Regions from separate parts of the Homo sapiens genome. Here region 1 is linked to region 2. Evidence: chromatin loops called from intact Hi-C (ENCODE). Cell type or tissue: CD14-positive monocyte. All regions are shown on one strand. Each heading gives the region's core, and the rest is flanking DNA. Links, peaks and the distances in the headings are about the cores only.

Region 1 (8,582 bases), core at 1-8,000, 56 kb before region 2:
GACCCAAGGAGCTGGATTTTCAATGTTTTTTAAAATTAATTAATTAATTAAGTAGTTAAGCGACGGATACTTGCTCTGCTGCCCAGACTGGAGTGCAGTGGTGCAACCTCGGCTCACCGCAACCTCCGGCTCCCAGGTTTAAGCGATTCTCCTGCCTCACCCTCCTGAGTAGCTGGGATTACAGGCATCCGCCACCACGCCCAGCTAATTTTTGTATTTTTAGTAGAGATGGAATTTTACCATGTGGCCAGGCTGGTCTCCAACTCCTGACCTCAAGAGATCTACCCACCTCGGCCTCCCAAAGTGCTGGGATTACAGGCATCAGCCACTGCGCCTGGCTGGATTTTCAATGTTAATTGGGTAAATTCAAATAGCCACATGCAGCCAGTGGTGGCATCTGTTCAGGTTGGCCTGGGTCTAGGAGGATGGAAAGCCACGATCATCTTGGTGCTGGTTGAGGATGTGGGTGCTAGAGACAAACAGCCCAGCCCAGCCTAGCCATTTACCTGCTGAGTGAACTTCAGCGGGGCAGGCCACCGGGCCAAACCTCAGGTTCTTTGTTATAAAACAGGGATGACAATGGCGCCTGCACAAAGAGGTTCACAGCCAAAATGCAATGAGATAATCTGAGCTAAGACCTGGGCCCACTGCCTGGTGCAGGGGAGGGCTTGGTGGTCAGGGCAGGGTGGAAGGTGGCTATTTGGGCCCAGAGAAGATCGGGACAGGCCCCAGGTCACAGTTTTCTCCAGAGGCTGAAGCTCCCCAAGACCCCAGTGCCCTCAGGCCGCCTGCCCACCCTCCACCAGAGAACTGTGAGGTGGGGGGAAAGAAATACATTAATTTTACTGAGGCACACTAAGGCTGCAGCCCACACGAGTGGGTTGCCATGAGGTTTCGGATGCCGTGTGGGATGCTCTAAACACATAATGCCTCCTTCCATCTCCACCCTCCACAAGTCTTTCCTGAGCAACTACTGCAGACCCAGCAGGTTCCCCGGGGCCAGGCAGATGGCAGGGACCAGGATGTGGCGCTGCCCTCATCGAGGAAACAGGCAGCTGCCTGAGCAATTAAATGATGGGGTATGCGGAGGAAAGAGTGGGGAGCAGAGGGACCTGGGAATGGGGAGAGGCAGCCGTTTATCCTCAGCACAGCCCGAGACACAGTGCTGTGCTCCGTTCCCTTTTCCAAGTCAGGAGATGGAGCTCAGTGGGCAAGCCAGGGTCTCAGGTCAGGTCCAGGGGCTCCACCTCCTGCTCCCTCTACCCCTGAATGCCCTGCCATGTACACACAGGGCCCCTGACACAGGACCTCGTCCCATCCCTGGCCGCCTTCTGCATCTAGTTAAGGCCTGGCCCAGAGAAGGTGCTTGAGAAATGTTTTGAGGGATGATGACTGAGTCTTCCCATCACGTCATCCCGCCTCAGGCCTGGGTGACGGATATAACGGCCGACAGCCCAGGGCAGGTCAGCTCCTGGAAGATCTTCAAGCTTTTGGTAGCAAATTTCAGAGACAGATGCAGGTCATGTGACAGCTCCTAAAAGTCGGGGCATGCCGGCTTTAACTGCACTGAGCTCACCTGGAAGAACCGGCTTCCTGTGTCTTTCTTCATTCCCAAAGAATTATGTTTCCACTTTATTTAAACCTTGCATTGTCTCTGCAGCCAGAAGGGGAGGTATGTACATGGGGGTAGGCCGGGGCACAAAGCCTGTTCCTAAGACTAACTTGGGACCAAGGAGCCCTGAGGAGTTGGGGCACGGGCTCCACAGAAACATCTAGGCTTCGGTAACCAATGCACAGTGACGCTCCCATGTTGACTTAAAAAGCAGATAAAAACAACCAAACAAAAAGTCCCTACCATTGCACCCCTGTAGTAGGCCGTTGTGATCGTCCGAAACCGTTCCTGACCGGCTGTGTCCCTAAACATGAAGAGAAGGGATATTAGCAACATTAAAGGAAAATAACTGTCCTCAGTAGGAGACAAGGAGCATCTACCCGGGATGCCTGGCTTTCTCACCGTTCAGCCACTGTGATACCTTCTTCTGCTAAGGCAGCACCTTCTAATCTCCCTATTATTACAGGGAAGGACACTGTGGCCTGGAGGGGTCATTTGATGTGGCAGAGCCATGATGGGATCCCTGACCCATGCGCCTTCTCCTCTTCTGCACCTTTGCTTCCAGGGAATTCTCCCTGGAGTTTCTGGTTCACAGAAGAGCCAGTCATGTGGCTCAGGAACATAGCTCTTGCTGTTGAGGGTGGCTGGGACTCAGGAAAAGCTTTCAGGCCTGCCATCTTGGTTTGAATGATGGGGAAAGTCCCTCCTCATCTGCATGACAAGGAACACAGGGCCTATTGCCCGGGAGGTGATGCCTGGGTAAGACATACCCATGCCCAGTCCAGCTCCTGGCTTGAAGGGTACTTAGTGTTTGGTTTAAAGGTAGGTAACCTAACTGGCCGGGCGCAGTGGCTCACATCTGTAATCCTAGCACTTTGGGAGGCCGAGGCAGGTGGACCACCTGAGGTCAGGAGGTTGAGACCAGCCTGGCCAACTTGGTGAAACCCCGTCCCTACAAAAAATACAAAAATTAGCCAGGCATGGTGGCACGTGCCTGTAATCCCAGCTACCTGGGAGGCTGAGGCAGGAGAACTGCTGGAACCCAGGAGGTGGAGGCTGCAGTGAGCCGAGATTGCACCACTGTACTCCAGCCTGGGTGACAGAGCAAGACTCCGTCTCAAAAAAAAAAAAGGTAACCTAACTGGCCTGGTGCAGTGGCTTACATCTGTAATCCCAGCACTTTAAGAGGCCGAGGCGGGTGGATCACCTGAGGCCAGGAGTTCGAGACCGGCCTGACCAACACAATGAAACCTCATCTCTACTAAAAATACAAAAATTAGGCGGGCATGATGGCGTGGATCTGTAGTCCCAGCTACTTAGGAGGCCGAGACACAACAATCGCTTGAACCTGGGAGGTGGAGGTTGCAGTGACCTGAGATCGTGCCGCTATATTCCAGCATGGGTGACAGAGTAAGACTCTGTCTCAGGAAAAAAAAAAAAAAAAGCCAGGCGTGTTGGCTCACTCCCGTAATCTCAGCACTTTGGGAGGCTGAGGCCAGCAGATCACCTGAGGTCAGGAGTTTGAGATCAGCCTGACCAACATGGTGAAACCCTGTCTACTAAAAATACAAAAGTTAGCCAGGCATGGTGGCAGGTGCCTGTAATCCCAGCTACTCGGGAAGCTGAAGCACGAGAATTGCTTGAACCAAGGAAGTGGAGGTTGCAGTGAGCTGAGATCATGCCACTGCACTCCAGCCTGGGTGACAGAGTGAGACTTTGTCAAAAAAAAAAAAAAAAAAATTAAAGGTGACCTAACTGATTGGTGACAGAGCCAGGGCAAGACTCAGGTCTTTTGTCTCCAAGCCCAGGGTTCCTCCCACGGCCCTGCTGGGACCCGGAGGGCTCTATACGTCTGGATTGTGCAGAAACACCTTGCTTGGAGCTAAGCTGACTTTCTGACACCAGCAGCAGGAGACATGAGTGGTTAAAAACAGTCATTTTTGCCAGGTGCGGTGGCTCACGCCTGTAATTCCAGCACTTTGGGAGGCCGAGGCGGGTGGATCACCTGAATTCAGGGGTTCGAAGCCAACCTGGCCAACATGGCGAAACCCCGTCTCTACTAAAAATACAAAATTAGCCGAGCGTGGTGGCAGGCACCTGTAATCCCAGCTACTTGGGAGGCCGAGGCAGAAGAATTGCCTGAACCCAGGAGGCGGAGGTTGCAGTGAGCCAAAATCGTGCCACTGCACTCCAGCCTGGGCAACAAGAGCAAAACTCTGTCTCAAAAAAACAAAGAAACAAAAAAAAAAACCAGTCATTTTTTTTTCAACTACAGTCCTTAGAAGAGTTTTGAGTCACTAACCTCACCACGATTGCTAAGAGCAGAAGCAGGAAGGCAGGAGGAAAGTGAAACTTCTGCTTGCTGATGCAGTGTCACTTTGGACTTGGGAACAAAGGGTGACATGGCACCAACGTGCTGGAAGTGGAGAAACTTCCATGGCTTGGAACTTACAAGGCAGCCAGAGCTTGACTTACTACCAATGTCTGCAGGATGAACTGCAAGTTAAACCTACCCGACTCCCAAAGTCAGATTAAGAGGTGAACAGTAGGGCCGGGCGTGGTGGCTCACGCCTATAATCCCAGCACTTTGGGAGGCCGAGGTGGGTGGGTCACCTGAGGTCGGGAGTTGGAGACCAGCCTGACCAACATGGAGAAACCCCGTCTCTACTAAAAATACAAAATTAGTTGGGCGTGGTGGTGCATGCCTGTAATACCAGCTACTTGGGAGGCTGAGGCAGGAGAATCACTTGAACCCGGGGGGCAGAGGTTGCGGTGAGACAAGATCGCGCCATTGCACTCCAGCCTAGGCGACAAGAGCGAAACTCCGTCTCAAAAAAAGAAGAAAAAAAAAGAAGAGGTGAATAGCACCTGGAGTCAAGGGTAGCTGTGGGGCTCCCTGAAACTGGCAAGTGGGGGTGACCGGTCAAACTTTGAGACTTGAGGGAGGATGACTTCGTGGCCCATCTCCTGGCACACTGCTCCCACTCAAAGGCACTTGCCTGGTTTGGGTGACAGGGAAATTGCACCATGCTCTTAAATGTGACTTCTCTTTGTTTTGCTCAGGGCCAGTGACTCTGTGCGAGTGGCATGTGTGCAGGGCAGGACCCCACTATACCCGCCACCTGAACTCAGTCTCAGCAAACTAGAATCAGGCCAGCGATGGCGACTTGGAGTCTCCCCACTTCCCTAATTGTATGTGCATGGGAAGTCACCCTTAGTTCTCAGGAATGGAAACAGGTCTCAACATGGGGCCCGGCCCTCCGCTTAATTTCGGTTTGGGGTTTCGGTCTGTACGCTAGGAAGGGAGGCCAGGCCTGCCCCAGGGGAGAAAAGAGGAAGTGAAGTTGGACCTTTATGCTTCTGAGTGGGTTGAGAGGCTCAAAAGGAAACTCTCGGCTGGGGCATCTCACAGTCCCTGCAGGCGTCACCAGCACCTGGCACTGAGAGGGCTCTCTTCCCGTTCAACAGAAGCAGCCCACTCTGAAGGCCAGACCCAGATGGTGCCCACTGTGGAACACTGAGCTAGCCAGGGCTGGGCAGCTTTGTGCCTATGATGCTGTAGGCCCTGGTGCCCTGCAGCCAGCAGAGGACAGCTCTCTGGGCTGGGTATAAACCTCCAGGAGCTTCTGGAGAAAGCCCCATGTGCCAGGACTGGGCACCAAGAAATGGAGGCCAAGGTCACAGGGACGGTGGAGGGAGAAGGCCAAGGGCTTCTGGCTTGAAGCCATTGCCAGGTGGAGAGAATGACAGAGAACAATGACTCTTACCATATCTGCAGTTTAATTCTCTTGCCATCGAGCTCTATGGTCCTAATTTTAAAGTCAATTCCTGAAAGAAAAAAGAAAAAAGGCACGTCACTGTCAGCCCATTTCCCAAGTTGTGTCTGAGCTGGGCGCCACCAACCTGTGCAGGTGACAGCTGTTGTGGCTTACGGAGACCCTGCCTGGTGCTGGGCATGCAGGATGTCGGAATATCCAGATCTGGAAACACTTGGAGATATTTTCCCTCTCCAAGAGCTGATGGGAGCAGTGCAGAGCAAACCCAGGGGGCGCGGGTGGCAAAGCCCTGCTCTTGTCCCTTGCTGCCAGCTGAACCCGCCTCCCCACCCCAGGCAGTTGTACGGAGTGGGTCTCAACAGAGCCCTCTGCAGGCCTGAGTCCCTTGCTCCCCAACACCCTGCAGCTGACCAACCCCCAGGCACACAGGGCCTTAGGCCCCACCATGCGTCAATGCACATGGTCACGTTCTCTCCTGCCCCCAGCTTTTGTACATGCTATTCATTTTCTGCGGGTGGTCTGTGTCCCACTGGCCCGTCAGCTAGGCACACTTCTCCTCCTTTAAGGCCCCCTTGAAGATCACCTCCTAACAAGCCTTCCTGACCCCATCTTCCTTGTCTCTCACCTCCCGCTTTCATCCCCTTTCCCCACGGTGACCTCGCAGCCACCTTGATGTTCCCCAGGCTCCCACTGTTCACCCGCAGTCCCCTCCCCAGCCTTCAAAAATATAACCCTAACCATGTTACACAGCTAACCTCTGCTCCAAACTTACTTTCTTTTTTTTTTTTTGAGATGGAGTCTCGCTCTGTCGCCCAGGCTGGAGTGCAGTGGCACAATCTTGGCTCACTGCAGCCTCTGTCTCCCAGGTTCAAGTGATTCTCCTGCCTCAGCCTCCCGAGTAGCTGGGACCACAGGTGCCTGCCACAATGCCCGGCCAATTTTTGAGTTTTTAGTAGAGATGGGGTTTCACCGTGTTGGCCAGGCTGGTCTCAAACTCCTGACCTCAAATGATCTGCCTGCCTCAGCCTCCCAAAGTGCTGGGATTATAGGCATCAGCCACCGCACCCGGCCCTCTGCTCCAAACTTTCTAGTATGTCCACCAACAGATGAATGGATGAACAAAATGTGGTCCAACCATACAACAGAATATGACCCAGTCATAAAAAGGAACGGAGTACTCATCCATGCTATACAATGTGGATGAACCTTGAAGACAGGATGCTGAGAGAAGCCAGACACTAAAGGTCACTTAGTGTGAGATTCCATTAACAGACATGTCCAGCATAGGCTCATTCATAGAAACAGAAAGCTGATTAGCAGTTGTCTGGGGCTGGGGGGGCACATGGGGAAACTGGAAGGGTTGGTATCCTTTTTTTTTTTTTTTTTGAGATGGAGTTTCTCTGTCACCAGGCTGGAGTGCAGTGGTGCGATCTTGGCTAGCCTGGAGTGCAGTGGTGCGATCTTGGCTAGCCTGGAGTGCAGTGGTGCAATCTTGGCTCACTGCAACCTCTGCCTCCCGGGTTCAAGTGATTCTCCTGCCACAGCCTCCCAAGTAGCTGGGACTGCCGGCACGCGCCACCATGCCCAGCTAATTTTTCTATTTTTAGTAGAGACAGGGTTTCACCATGTTGGCCAGGCTGTTCTCGATCTCTTGACCTCGTGATCTGCCCACCTCAGCCTCCCAAAGTACTGGGATTACAGGCGTGAGCCACTGTGCCACCGTGCGTGCCTGGCCTTGGGTTGGTGTCTTTTTGGCATAATAAAAATGTTCCCAAATTGCCTGTGGTGATGGTTGTGGAACTCTGTGAATGTACCCAAAGCCACTGAATTGTACACTGCAAATGGGTGAACTGTATGCGAATTCTATCTCATAAAGCTATTTTTTTTTAAAGCCTCTTTCAGTGGCTTCCCTGCCCCACTTCCCTCGAATAAAGTGGAAACAGCTGCTCATGTGTGTCAAGGTCCTGCCTAACCTGGTCACCTCTCAGCACTCTGGCTCATGACCTGCTCTCTCTGGCCACACCATCCACACAGCGATTTCCTCAACATTCCAAGCATGCTCCTGACTCGGGGCTTTGATGTTTGCTCTTCCCTGCCCTGGAAAGTTCTTTCTTCTGTAGCTACCTGGCTATCCCTTTGTTCAGGTTCCCATTCAAGTTCCCTCCTCAGGGGAACCTTTCTGACCATCCTCATCAGTTCTCCCTTTACCTATTTATTAACATAACTGACATACATGTATGTATCTGCTGCATGGACCTGGGCATAATGCTTGCAGATCATAATGGCCCATGTAGATGAGAAACAGCCAGACCCAGCCTTTGCCACCAGGAGTTTGTTCAAGTGCCTGCTGGGGAAGACTTGAGGCCCAGGCCTGGCTGGGCCTCTCTGAACCCAGGGTGGGGATGCTAATTCCATCCATCCAGCCCCAGCACTGGACTTTCGCCCTCTCAAACGTAAGCTCCCTGGGGCAGGGAACTGACAAGTCTCATCCACTGCTATTACCTCCAGTGACTGAACACACAGGGGTTGAATACACATTTGCTAGAAGCTGGTACCCCAGTCCTGCACGCACCTTGACTCACCTGTGTCCTTTCTGCAGCCCTCTTGCCAAAATGGCTGCCTGGCCCACAGAAGACACTGGCAAAATATGGCTGGATCAAAGTATTAAAGCGCAACAGGGTCTACGCGGTGTTGAGCGGTTCACAAAGCACTTTCTCAAATGCCAACCCTTTCACTGGAGGAATCAATGGGCCCCTGAGGAGGCAGTGGCGCCGAGCCAGGCTGGTGAGAACCCATTCCAGGGAGCTACAGGGCCAAGTTCACACCACAAATGATCTATGGGGCTTCTGAGAATAGGCTTTGATGAAATGTAACTTTTGGCAAAATGTTAAGGATTGAGTGGCAGAAAATGAATAGCCACTCAATCCTTGTCTATAAAGAAAACCCAGAGGTACACTCAGCCAATATAGAATTGCTTCTTTTTTTTTTTGGAGACAGAGTTTTGCTCTGTTGCCCAGGCTGGAGTGCACTGGCACAATCTTGGCTCACTGCAACCTCTGCCTCCTGGATTCAAGCGATTCTCCTGCCTCAGCCTCCTGAGTAGCTGGGAATACAGGCAAGCGCCACCACGTATGGCTAATTTATGGAATCACCTTTAAGCATTAAGGTGATACTGCTTCAGGACTAGACAGCCC
Region 2 (9,946 bases), core at 1,206-9,205:
GTCAGCCTGTCCCGCTACCCTCACAGACCCCCACCATCTACACACAGGCTCACAAACACACCCACACTCTTTCACACCTACTTTCCAACAGCCGCACGCAGCGTCCCACACACAGCTCTCCTAGTACACACTCATTCTCACAGTCACCTTTACCCCTCCGCACTCTTTTCAGCTGAAACATATGTGCATGTACAGATAGACACGTAAAACAGACACATACAACACATGTGCACACACAGAAAGGCTCAAACACACACAGATACACTCACACACACACAGAACTGCTCTCACACACACAAATATGTGTACACACACACGCAGAAATGCTTAAACACATACAGATACACGCACAGAGAATTGCTCAAACACACAAATATGTGTACACACACAGACATGTGCAGAAATGCTTAAACACATAGATACACACAGACACACGCTCAAACATACACAATACATGTACACACAGACACAAATGCTCAAACATGCAGATACACACACAGACACACACAGAAATGCTCACGCACACACACAGAGAATTGCTCAAACACACACAAATGGCCGGGCGCAGTGGCTCATGCCTGTAATCCCAGCACTTTGGGAGGCAGACGCGGGCGGATCACTTGAGGTCAGGAGTTTGAGACCAGTCCGGCCAACATGGCGAAATCCGGTCTCTACTAAAAATACAAAATTAGCCGGGTGTGATGGTGGGTGCCTGTAATCCCAGCTACTCGGAGGCTGAGGCAGGAGAATCGCCTGAACGCAGGAGGCGGAGGTTGCAGTGATCCGAGATTGGGCCACTGCACTCCAGCCTGGGCCACAGAGCGAGACTCTGTCTCAAACACACACACACACACACACACACGCACACATGCACACACACACCAGAGGCAAACACGCACACACGTACACACACACGTACACACACATACGCTCAAACACACGCAAATACACACACACAGCATGTCCCCAACCGCCCTATCTAGTACACAACCTCCCAGCGCAAACGACACCTCGCTCACGAACGTTCTCACTCTCCCTCCCCCGCCAACTCTCTCTCTGTCAAACTCACTTTGTTCGCACTGGCCCTGCTGGGGGTGGGTCCGATCGTCACCCCTCTTCCAGCCCAGGACCCCATCCAAGGAAGGCAATGGTCCCCTCGCTCTTCCTCCGCCAAAGCATCAGCCTCCTATCCTCCCGCAGGTGTCTGCGACCCCCAACTGGGCTCCAGACCCCGGCCTTCCGCACAGAGAGGACTCCCAGCAGCCCGGAGCGGCCCAGCGGAGGGCACCTCACCTGCTTGCACTTGTCCTCAGCGGCTTTCTTATCCGCCTCCGCCTGCTCCGCGCGGTCGATGGCATTCTCCTTGTCCAACTTCAGCATCTGCATTTTCTTCTTGATGGCCTCCATGGCTGGGCGCTGGCGTGGGGGACGTGGGGTGCGCGGCGGGCTCTGTGGGGGCTGCGGCAGTCAGGGGCTGTGGCTGTGGGGCAGAGTGAGCCTGGCAGGGTGGAGGAGAGGGCCTTATAGCCTCCCGGGGTGCCTCCGCCCTCCTGCCAGGCGAGTCTTGGAGGAGGCCCAAGCCCAGGCCGGCCGGGCCAGCCGCCACTCGCTTGCTCAGGAGGACTTGGCCAGCTCACCGTGCTCCCGGCAGCCCTCGCCTTATTTGGACCTAGGATTTTCTTAAAGGAAGAAAAAAAAAAGGTCCTAGCTGTTTCCATTTTTAACCTGGTGACACAGGTCCCGCGTGGGCGTGTCCCGGGCAGGACCTAGGGTGGGGGCTGCTCTGGGCTGCCTCAGTTTCCCCATCCATCGTTGGGAGGAATGAAGAGGGCTGTGGGTGGGCTCGGGGTCCCGGTGCTGCAATGTGGGGAGGCGCCTGTCTTTTCTGCCTTGGTCTTGTCTGTGGCCCACTGAGTACCTGGTCCCCTAAAAATGGGAAAGTACTTGTTAAGTAAAATGAGCAATTCCCCGTTTCCCCCCTCCCCCACCGCCCACACACACACTTTTCTCTGCCTAGGAAATGTAGGAAACGTCTATTTATCTTTCAAGGCCCAGATCCAATGGCCCCTCCTTCAGGAAGCCGTCCTGGATTCCTAGACAGACTTTTGGACTTCCTGCCTAGCATCAAGCTTTCTCCTCCCCTCTAGGTCCTGCCTCTCTAGTATCAGGGATTAGGCCTCCACCCTATTTCCGGCCACCACCCCCAGGGAGCCTTCCTGGATTTCTCCCACCTCTTTCTGCCATGCCCCTGTCTCTCTTCTGGTGACTGTCGCTGTGTCTCTCTCCATCTCTCCATCTCTTCTGCCCCCCTGTGGCTTCTACTGCTTGTGGCTCATGACAGGGAGAAGGCCACTCAATCAACTGATCTGGGCCATCTCTGAAACTCTTGGAGCCCAGGGCAGGCTCCTGCTGTCCTCTCTAGATCTCAGGTCTTCCTTTCCTCCCTCTTGTGCTGGGAATCAAGGTGTGGCTCCCCAGTTCCCAAAGAACAGGAGACGGCCTTAGTGCCTTAGCTCCCCGCTTAAGACTCTGCCCCCAACTCTCTCCACACTGGACCCCTGTACTCCAGTTTTCCCACCCCCAGGCCTTTGTGCCGTCCATCTCCTTGACCCTACTATGCCTCCGTTCTCCCCTCCAGCAATCAAGGGCAGGATTTGCTGACTCCAGAAAGCTTTTTCCTTCCTTAGATAGTAGAGCTAAAAGAATAAAACAAAAAGAATTTTTTTTTTTAAAGAGAAAGTTTAATTTATTGGCTCATTCATTCAGGCACTGAATTCCTGTCACATGCTGTGTCCTAGCAGCGCACACTCAGCATGTGGGAGCTGTTACTATTATTGTTATTATTCAAGCATCATTTATGAGATGTGAACTCTTTGGGGCAGGCCATGGGGCTGGGTCTTGTCTGTGGTCTTCTGAGTACCTGGCCCCTAGAAGATAGGAAAGTGTTTGTTAAAATGAAACACACACACACACACACACACACACACACACACACTTCGCTGCCTAGGAAACTTCTATTCATCCTTCAAGGCCCAGATGCAATGGCTCCTCCTCTAGGAAGCCTTCCTGGATTCCTAGACAGACTCCTGGACTCCCACCCAGCATCAAGACTCCTGTGTGGGATGAAGTGGAGGTAGGGAGGCCTCCTTGTTTTCTGCCCAAGGCTGTAGAGGAAACAGGATCGTGGAAGAGATGGGTAGTGGTCAGTGCCACTGGGGACTGTAGGTTCGGGCCAAGAGTGTCCAGCTTCCCTCTGCCCCCTCCCAGCTGCCTCACTGTTCATTAAGCCAGCTTCCTTCTCTTTGTCATGGTGAAAACTTCACCCCTGTTGGTGCAGGGGCTGAAAAGGTAGCAAATAGAACATTCTAGAACTTCTTTCATGCGCTAAAGACATTGACTTCTCCCTGTGTTCCGGAGTTAAGGGGGCCAAGCCCAGACCCCTCCCCAACTCCGTTCTTCATCCTCCTCCCTTATCCCACCCCTCCCCCATGCTACACAGACAGTTTCGTCCTGTGACAAAAGCAGACCAGAATAATTGCATCTCGAGGGACGTCAGTCATGATGAAAGGACCCTGGGTGGATAATGAAGAAATGCTGTTCATGGACTAAGCCTAGCAGATGACTCACAGATCCCACTTTGAGCCATAAGCTGGAGGGGGGGGCACTGTTTTTATTCCCCTCTTTTTTTTTGAGACAGAGTCTTGCTCTGTCACCCAAGCTGGAGTGCAGTGGCATGATCTTGGCTCACTGCAACCTCTGCCTCCCAAGTTCAAGTGATTCTCCTGTCTCAGCCTCCCGAGTAGCTGGGACTACAGGTGCCTGCCACCACCCCTGGCTAAATTTTTGTATTTTTAGCAGAGACGGGGTTTTGCTATGTTGGTCAGGCTGGACTCCAACTCCTGACCTCATGTGATCCACCCACCTTTGCCTCCTAAAGTGCTGGGTTTACAGGCATGAGCCACTGTGCCTGGCCTTTTATTCCCATTTTTACAGAGGAGGAAATTGAGGCTGGCCCTCTATGTCAGAGGCCATCCAGCCAGGTGAGGCAGCTGCAACGTAGGCCCCTTTGCCTTTACAATGAACTCCAGGAATGAGCTGCGGTTATAAGCCCCTCCCTGTGTTACAAATAGGGAAACTGAGGCCCAGAGTGACTCACCCACAGTCACCCAGCTTGTGAGTGGCCCAGCTGACTCTAGGACCGAGCTGGCAAGAAGTCCTAAGACTCCCTCACCCACCCCGCTCTGCCACAACCAGGCCTCCATGCCCACCATTTCTCATTCTCTTCACTATCTCAGGCTGAGTCATCAGAGGTCAGTCCTGATGTCCTCTCCACCCCTGCTGTCCCCCGCTGTGTCCCCAGAGACCCTGGGACCAGCCTCGCCGCAGGTGGTGTGGCTAATTCCAGGCCTGACACCACCGACCTCGGAAAGAGATTCCTCCCGCAGGAGATATCTGCGTGCTTCATGGCCTTGTAGGGAAGACCCTTGTCCCTGGTACGGTTTCTTGCAAAGGGAGCTCCCAGAGGTGGAGTCTGATGCGGAGGAGGGGAGACACAGGCTAGGAATGGCGCTAGGACTAGCTGCATGACCCCATCAGCATCTTTAGTGTGTCGTCTGCAGCCTTGGTAATGGACTTACATCCCCTCTGGGCATGAGCTCCAGGGAACACCCCAGGAGCCCTGGTCAGGGCCGGGAGGGTCATTTGGGGTTCCCGGACGCTGGGGGCCCTGCCCCAGCTGTTCAGGCTGTGTATTCTGGAGCATGAGGCAGGTGGAGGCTGCCATTTATAGCTCAGGAGTGAGCTTCCCTCCTGCACTACAACCTCTCCAACTGGGGGCTTCTAAGGACAGGATGGGGGAAAGAGAACAGCCCATCAGCATCCCAGCCACCTCCCAGTCATGAGACCCAGAGTCATTTATCAAGCATCTACTACCATGTGCGTGTTTTTGGAACACTGTGGTGGACATGACTCATCCCAGTGGGGCAAGACAACCAATAACTGCAATTATGGAATGAATTACAATAGGGCAAATGACTGTCTTTTGATACAAAAGTTCAAGGAGGTCAGGCAAAATGGCTCACGCCTGTAATCCCAGCACTTTGGGAGGCTGAGGTGGAAGGATCACTTGAGGTCAGGAGTTTGAGGCCAGCCTGGGCAGCATAGCAAGACCCCATCTCTACAAAAGATACAAAAACTAGCTGGGCATGGTGGTCTGTGCCTGTCGTCCCAGCTACTCAGGAGAATAAGGTAGTTGAATCACTTGGGCCCTGGAGTTTGAGGCTGCAGTGAGCTTCTTTTTTTCTTTCTTTCTTTTCTTTTCTTTCTTTCTTTCTTTCTTTCTTTCTTTCTTTCTTTCTTTCTTTCTTTCTCTTTCTTTCTTCCTTTCTTCCTTTCCTTCCTTCCTTCTTTCTTTCTTTCTTTCTTTCTTTCTTTCTTTCTTTCTTTCTTTCTTTCTTTCTCTTTCTTTCTTTCTTTCTTTCTTTCTTTCTTTCTTTCTTTCTTTCTTTCTTTCTTTCTTTCCTTCCTTCCTTCCTTCCTTCCTTCCTTCCTTCTTTCTTTCTTTCTTTCCTTCTTTCCTTCTTTCCTTCTTTCCTTTCTTTCCTTCTTTCCTTCTTTTCTTTCTTTCTCGAGACAAGGTCTCACTCTGTTGCCCAGGCTGGAGTGCAGTGGCACAATCGTGGCTCACTACAGCCTAGATCCCCCAGCTTCAATTGATCCTCCCACCTCAGCCCGCTGAGTAGCTAGGACTACGGGCATGTGCCACTATGCCTGGATACTTTTTTGTTTTTGTAGAGGTGGCGTCTTGCTATGTTGCCCAGGCTGGTCTTGAACTCCTGGGTTCAAGTGATCTTCCTGCCTTGGCCTCCCAAACTATTGGGATTACAGGCATGAGCCCCTGTGCCTGGCCTGCCGTGAGCTATTATTGCACCACTGCACTTCAGCCTGGGCATCAGATACCCCATCTCTTAAAAAATGCAAGGACAAATAGTTTATTTGGGAAGTGACCCAAGGAGATACAAGTAGAGGATGGGAAGTGAAATAGGGAAAAGAAAGTAACCATTAAGCATGCATTATGAAACCAGTTACTGCCATGGACAAATAGGGTGCAGTCCCACTGAGGGCCTCTGGAGGCAGCAGAGAGCATGCTCTTTGGAGTTGTCCCAGCTGAGGGGCGAAGGAGCTGGGGTATTTATCCACCAATTCCATGCTGCTGTTGATTGAAGGCTGCTCTTAGGGGCTGTTGATTGTGCTGATCTGCCCTTGTATGGGTCACACTCACTTCAGCAGCTGGAGGAAGACCGCCTCTCCCCCTAGCAGAGAGATGAAGCTGCTAGAAGTACCCCTTGGTGTGGAGAGAAACAGTAGGAACCCAGTGGATCTGGGCAGGCACCCAGAGTGTGAGCTAAATTTTTTTTTTTTTTTGAGATAGTCTTGCTCTGTCCTGCACTCCCAGGCTGGAGTGCAGTGGCACGATCTCGGCTCACTGCAACCTCCGCCTCCCAGGTTCAAGCAATTCTCGTGCCTCAGCCTCCCAAGTAGCTGGGATTACAGGCATGCACCACCACACCTGGCTACTTTTTGTATTTTTGCAAAGACAGGGTTTCACCATGTTGGCCAGGCTGGTCTCGAACTCCTGACCTCAGGTGGTCTGCCCACCTCGGCCTCCCAGAGTGCTGGGATTACAGGCATGAGTCACCACGCCCAGCCTAAAAATGTTAATGCATGCAAAATGCAGGCACCTGATTAGTCTTGGGTGGAAGTCAGGAAAAAGCCTCCCTGAGGAAGTGGCAATTGAGGGAGGCCTGAACGGTGGTGATGGGGTCTATGCGAAGGTCATAGGAGGAAGGGACTGAGGGCAGGTGAGAGTGTCTGCCGTTGAATGCAGAGGTGAGGATGTGGTGTGGTGTGGTGTGGTGGGTGGTGAGGCTGCAGAGATCAAACAACAGAAGAGAGGATGGGGACTGCCCCCAAATGTGTCTCCTGCAGTTTGAGACATGCAAAGAGACCAAGGCAACAGGTGAGTTTACTGAGTTCCAATAGAAAAGAGCAAAAATGTTCTCAGCTTGCACTCTATGGAGTTTCATTTCATGGGGTACAATAGAGTAATAAGATGACAAGGATGACAATAAAAATGACCCTGAAGCTGGGTGCAGTGGCTCACGCCTGTAGTCGCAGCACTTTGGGAGGCAAAGGTGGGAGAATTGCTTGAGCCCAGGAGTTCAAGATCATCCTGAGCAACAGAGCGATACCCCATCTCTACAAAAAATTTAAAAATTAGCTGGGTGTGGTGGCATGCATCTGTAGTCCCAGCTACTCCAGAGGCTGAGGCAGGAGGATCACTTGAGCCCAGGAGTTTGAGTCTGCAGTGAGCCATGCTGGTACCACTGCACTCCAGCCTGGGCAACAGAGTGAGACTCTATCTCTTAATAAAAAAAGAGTTTCTAGACCAGGTGTAGTGGCTCACACCTGTAATCCTGGTACTTTGAGAGGCCAAGGGGTTGGATCCCTTGAGGCTAGAAGTTCGAGACCAGCCTGGCCAACATGGTGACATCCCGTCCCTACTAAAAATACAAAAAAATTAGCCGGGCATAGGTGATGCACACCTGTAATCCCAGGTACTTGGGAAGCTGACAAGTATTGCTTGAACCCGGGAGGTAGAGGTTGCAATGAGCTGAGATTGCACCACTGCACTCCTGCCTGGGCTACAGAGCAAGATCCTGTTTAAAAAAAAAAAAAATTATCCGGGAAGGGGCAAACCATTGGTGGGGCGGGCAAGGAGAAAAGGGCTCTAAGTCCTCCCCAAAGTCTCTGAGCCACACTCCGAGGGAACTGTGTGGGTTAGAGAGCTTGGCCATTAATCCCGTAAAACAGGCATGACCACAAGCTTGGTGGCATCGTCACGATAATTAATAATAATTATAGTTAACACTGACATGTCTTTAATGTGTCCATGCTGTTCTACGTGCCTTGCACACATCAGCTCACTTAATTTTCACAATAACCTCGTGAGATAAGTGCTGCTGTCATTTCCATTTTATAAAAGGAGAAATTGAGGCACAGAGAGGTGAAGTAACTTGCTCAAGCCAGCACAGCTAAGAAGTGGTGGTGTTGGGAGTTGAACCAAGAGTGGCTGACTCCGGATTCTACACATTGACCCACAAACTATAACCTGAGCAGCCTCCCCTATTCAACCTCCTACCTGAGTTACCTTCATGGACAGCCACTGCCCATTAGGTGTCAATGGTGTCATTGGAGAACAATTCTCCACGGGTCTCTTGCATTTCTGTACACCCCAAAATCAGGGGCTCAGACAGCTTTTATTCCAGCTATCTTTTCAAGGATGTTTGTATAGCAAACAGCCTTGGAAGACAGAGTTTCTTCCTGTGAAGCAGAGGGCAGTTTCATTTGCTATCCATATAATAAAGATAATGTCTCCCTCTGGTATTAAAATAGACCAGGTTTGTTTGCAATCAACTATAAAAATCGAGATCTTTAAGCTCAGAGTTCCTTGGCTGTGGAACTAACCCAATGTGGGCTAGTGCAAACACAAAGTTCATGCTGCCTGCTGTGCCATGAGTAATAAAGTCCTTTGTCTCTGATACTGGAGTCTCGTGTCTTCTGCCCACATCCATAAAACTGTAGCAGGTTCAATTGTCCACTTGCAAGTAGGATAAGATCCCAGACTCTTCACAGTTCTTGACAACTACTTGTGTCTCTGGGATGACAACTGTCACCAAGGTGTTTCTCTTGGGATCCTAGATTTGGCCTGGTTAGGTCTCACTTTTACTGCTACCTTTCTTTTCTTTTCTTTTCTTTTTTTCTTAAAGAGACAGGGTCTCACTCTGTTGCCCAGGGTGGAGTTCAGTGATGCAATCATAGCTCATTGCAGCCTCCAACTCCTGGCTCAAGTGATCCTCCTGCCTCAGCCTCCCAAGTAGCTAGGACTGCAGGTGTGTGCCACCACACCTGGCTAATTTTTATTTCTTTCTCTTTTTTTTTAATTAATTTTTACATTTTTGGTAGAGGTGGGATCTTGCTATGTTGCCCAGGCTAGTCTTGAACTCCTGGCCCCTCAAGCTGTCCTCCCACCTTGGCCTCCCAAGTGCTGGGATTCCAGGTGAGATCCTCCATGCCCAGCTAAATGCAGCTACTTTTTATTTATTTATTTATTTATTTTTAATTTTTTAATTTTTAATTTTTAATTTTTTAATATTTTTTGGAGATGGAGTTTTGCTCTTGTCACCCAGGCTGGAGTGCAATGGCACGATCTCGGCTCATTGCAACCTCTGTCTCCTGAGTTCACGTGATTCTCCTGCCTCAGCCTCCTGAGTAGTCAGGATTACAGGGGCCCGCCACCACGTTTGGCTAATTTTTGTATTTTTAGTAGAGATGGGGTCTCACCATGTTGGCCAGGCTGTTCTCGAACTCCTGACCTTAGACGATCCACCTGCCTTGGCCTCCCAAAGTGCTGGGATTACAGGCATGAGCCACTGCGCCTGGTTTGTAGCTACCTTTCAAAGTAGGTGCAGAGTGGGACGGCATACCTTAACTCTTTGCTGCCTGAATAATTTTTTTTTTTTTTTTTTTTTTGAGACAGGGTCTTGCTCTGTCACCCAGGCTGGAGTGCAGTACTGCAATCATGGCTCACTGCAGCCTTGACCTCCTGGGCTCAAGCAATCCTCCTGCCTCAGCCTCCCGAGTAGCTACAGGCATGGATTACAGGCATGCACCACCATGCCCAGCTAAGTTTTTTGGTTTTTAGCAGAGTCGGGGTCTTGCCATGTTGCCCAGGCTGGTCTTGAATTCCTGGGCTCAAGCAATCCTCCCGCCTCAACCTCCCAACGTGTTGGGATTACAGGCATGAGCCACTGCGCCCGGCCTCATGGATTGTTCTTTATAGCACAAGACTTTCCTATGCATTGGAGGATGTTGAGCCACATTCCTG

What was found. Hi-C counts contacts between places; a loop is a spot of excess contacts. Peaks named below come from ENCODE experiments on the same cell type or tissue, not always from the same donor. Only the 100,000 strongest peaks of a DNase experiment are listed, where the experiment ranks them.
Region 1: it touches region 2 in a loop (2.8-fold over the local background); 66 of 110 quality-filtered maps call a loop at or near these places.

The regions. Positions count from the first base shown.
Region 1 is chr19:16,115,084-16,123,665 of GRCh38, reverse strand. It overlaps RAB8A (RAB8A, member RAS oncogene family), which reads right to left. Exons shown (of 8, transcript NM_005370.5): 2 at 5,380-5,440; 3 at 1,856-1,916. It overlaps HSH2D-AS1 (HSH2D and RAB8A antisense RNA 1), which reads left to right. Exons shown (of 2, transcript NR_199156.1): 2 at 1-1,827. Among named protein-coding and RNA genes, the nearest start is that of RAB8A, 7.5 kb to the right of the region's middle. RefSeq lists enhancers at 3,543-3,592, 4,013-4,062, 4,543-4,602, 4,763-4,852, 5,983-6,232. In CD14-positive monocyte, for the core only: no CTCF peak of the experiment used is centred there; DNase peaks (open chromatin) are centred at 3,955 and 4,895; H3K4me3 peaks cover 2,761 bases; H3K27ac peaks cover 7,618 bases.
Region 2 is chr19:16,059,086-16,069,031 of GRCh38, reverse strand. LINC01855 (long intergenic non-protein coding RNA 1855) reads right to left here and starts at 3,345. Exons shown (of 3, transcript NR_146442.1): 1 at 3,277-3,345; 2 at 2,996-3,164; 3 at 2,720-2,927. It also overlaps a transcript of TPM4 not described here. RefSeq lists enhancers at 839-1,133, 1,899-2,193. In CD14-positive monocyte, for the core only: CTCF peaks have their summits at 2,320 (motif pointing left), 5,924 and 6,130; DNase peaks (open chromatin) are centred at 2,311, 3,591, 4,951 and 6,081; H3K4me3 peaks cover 342 bases; H3K27ac peaks cover 547 bases.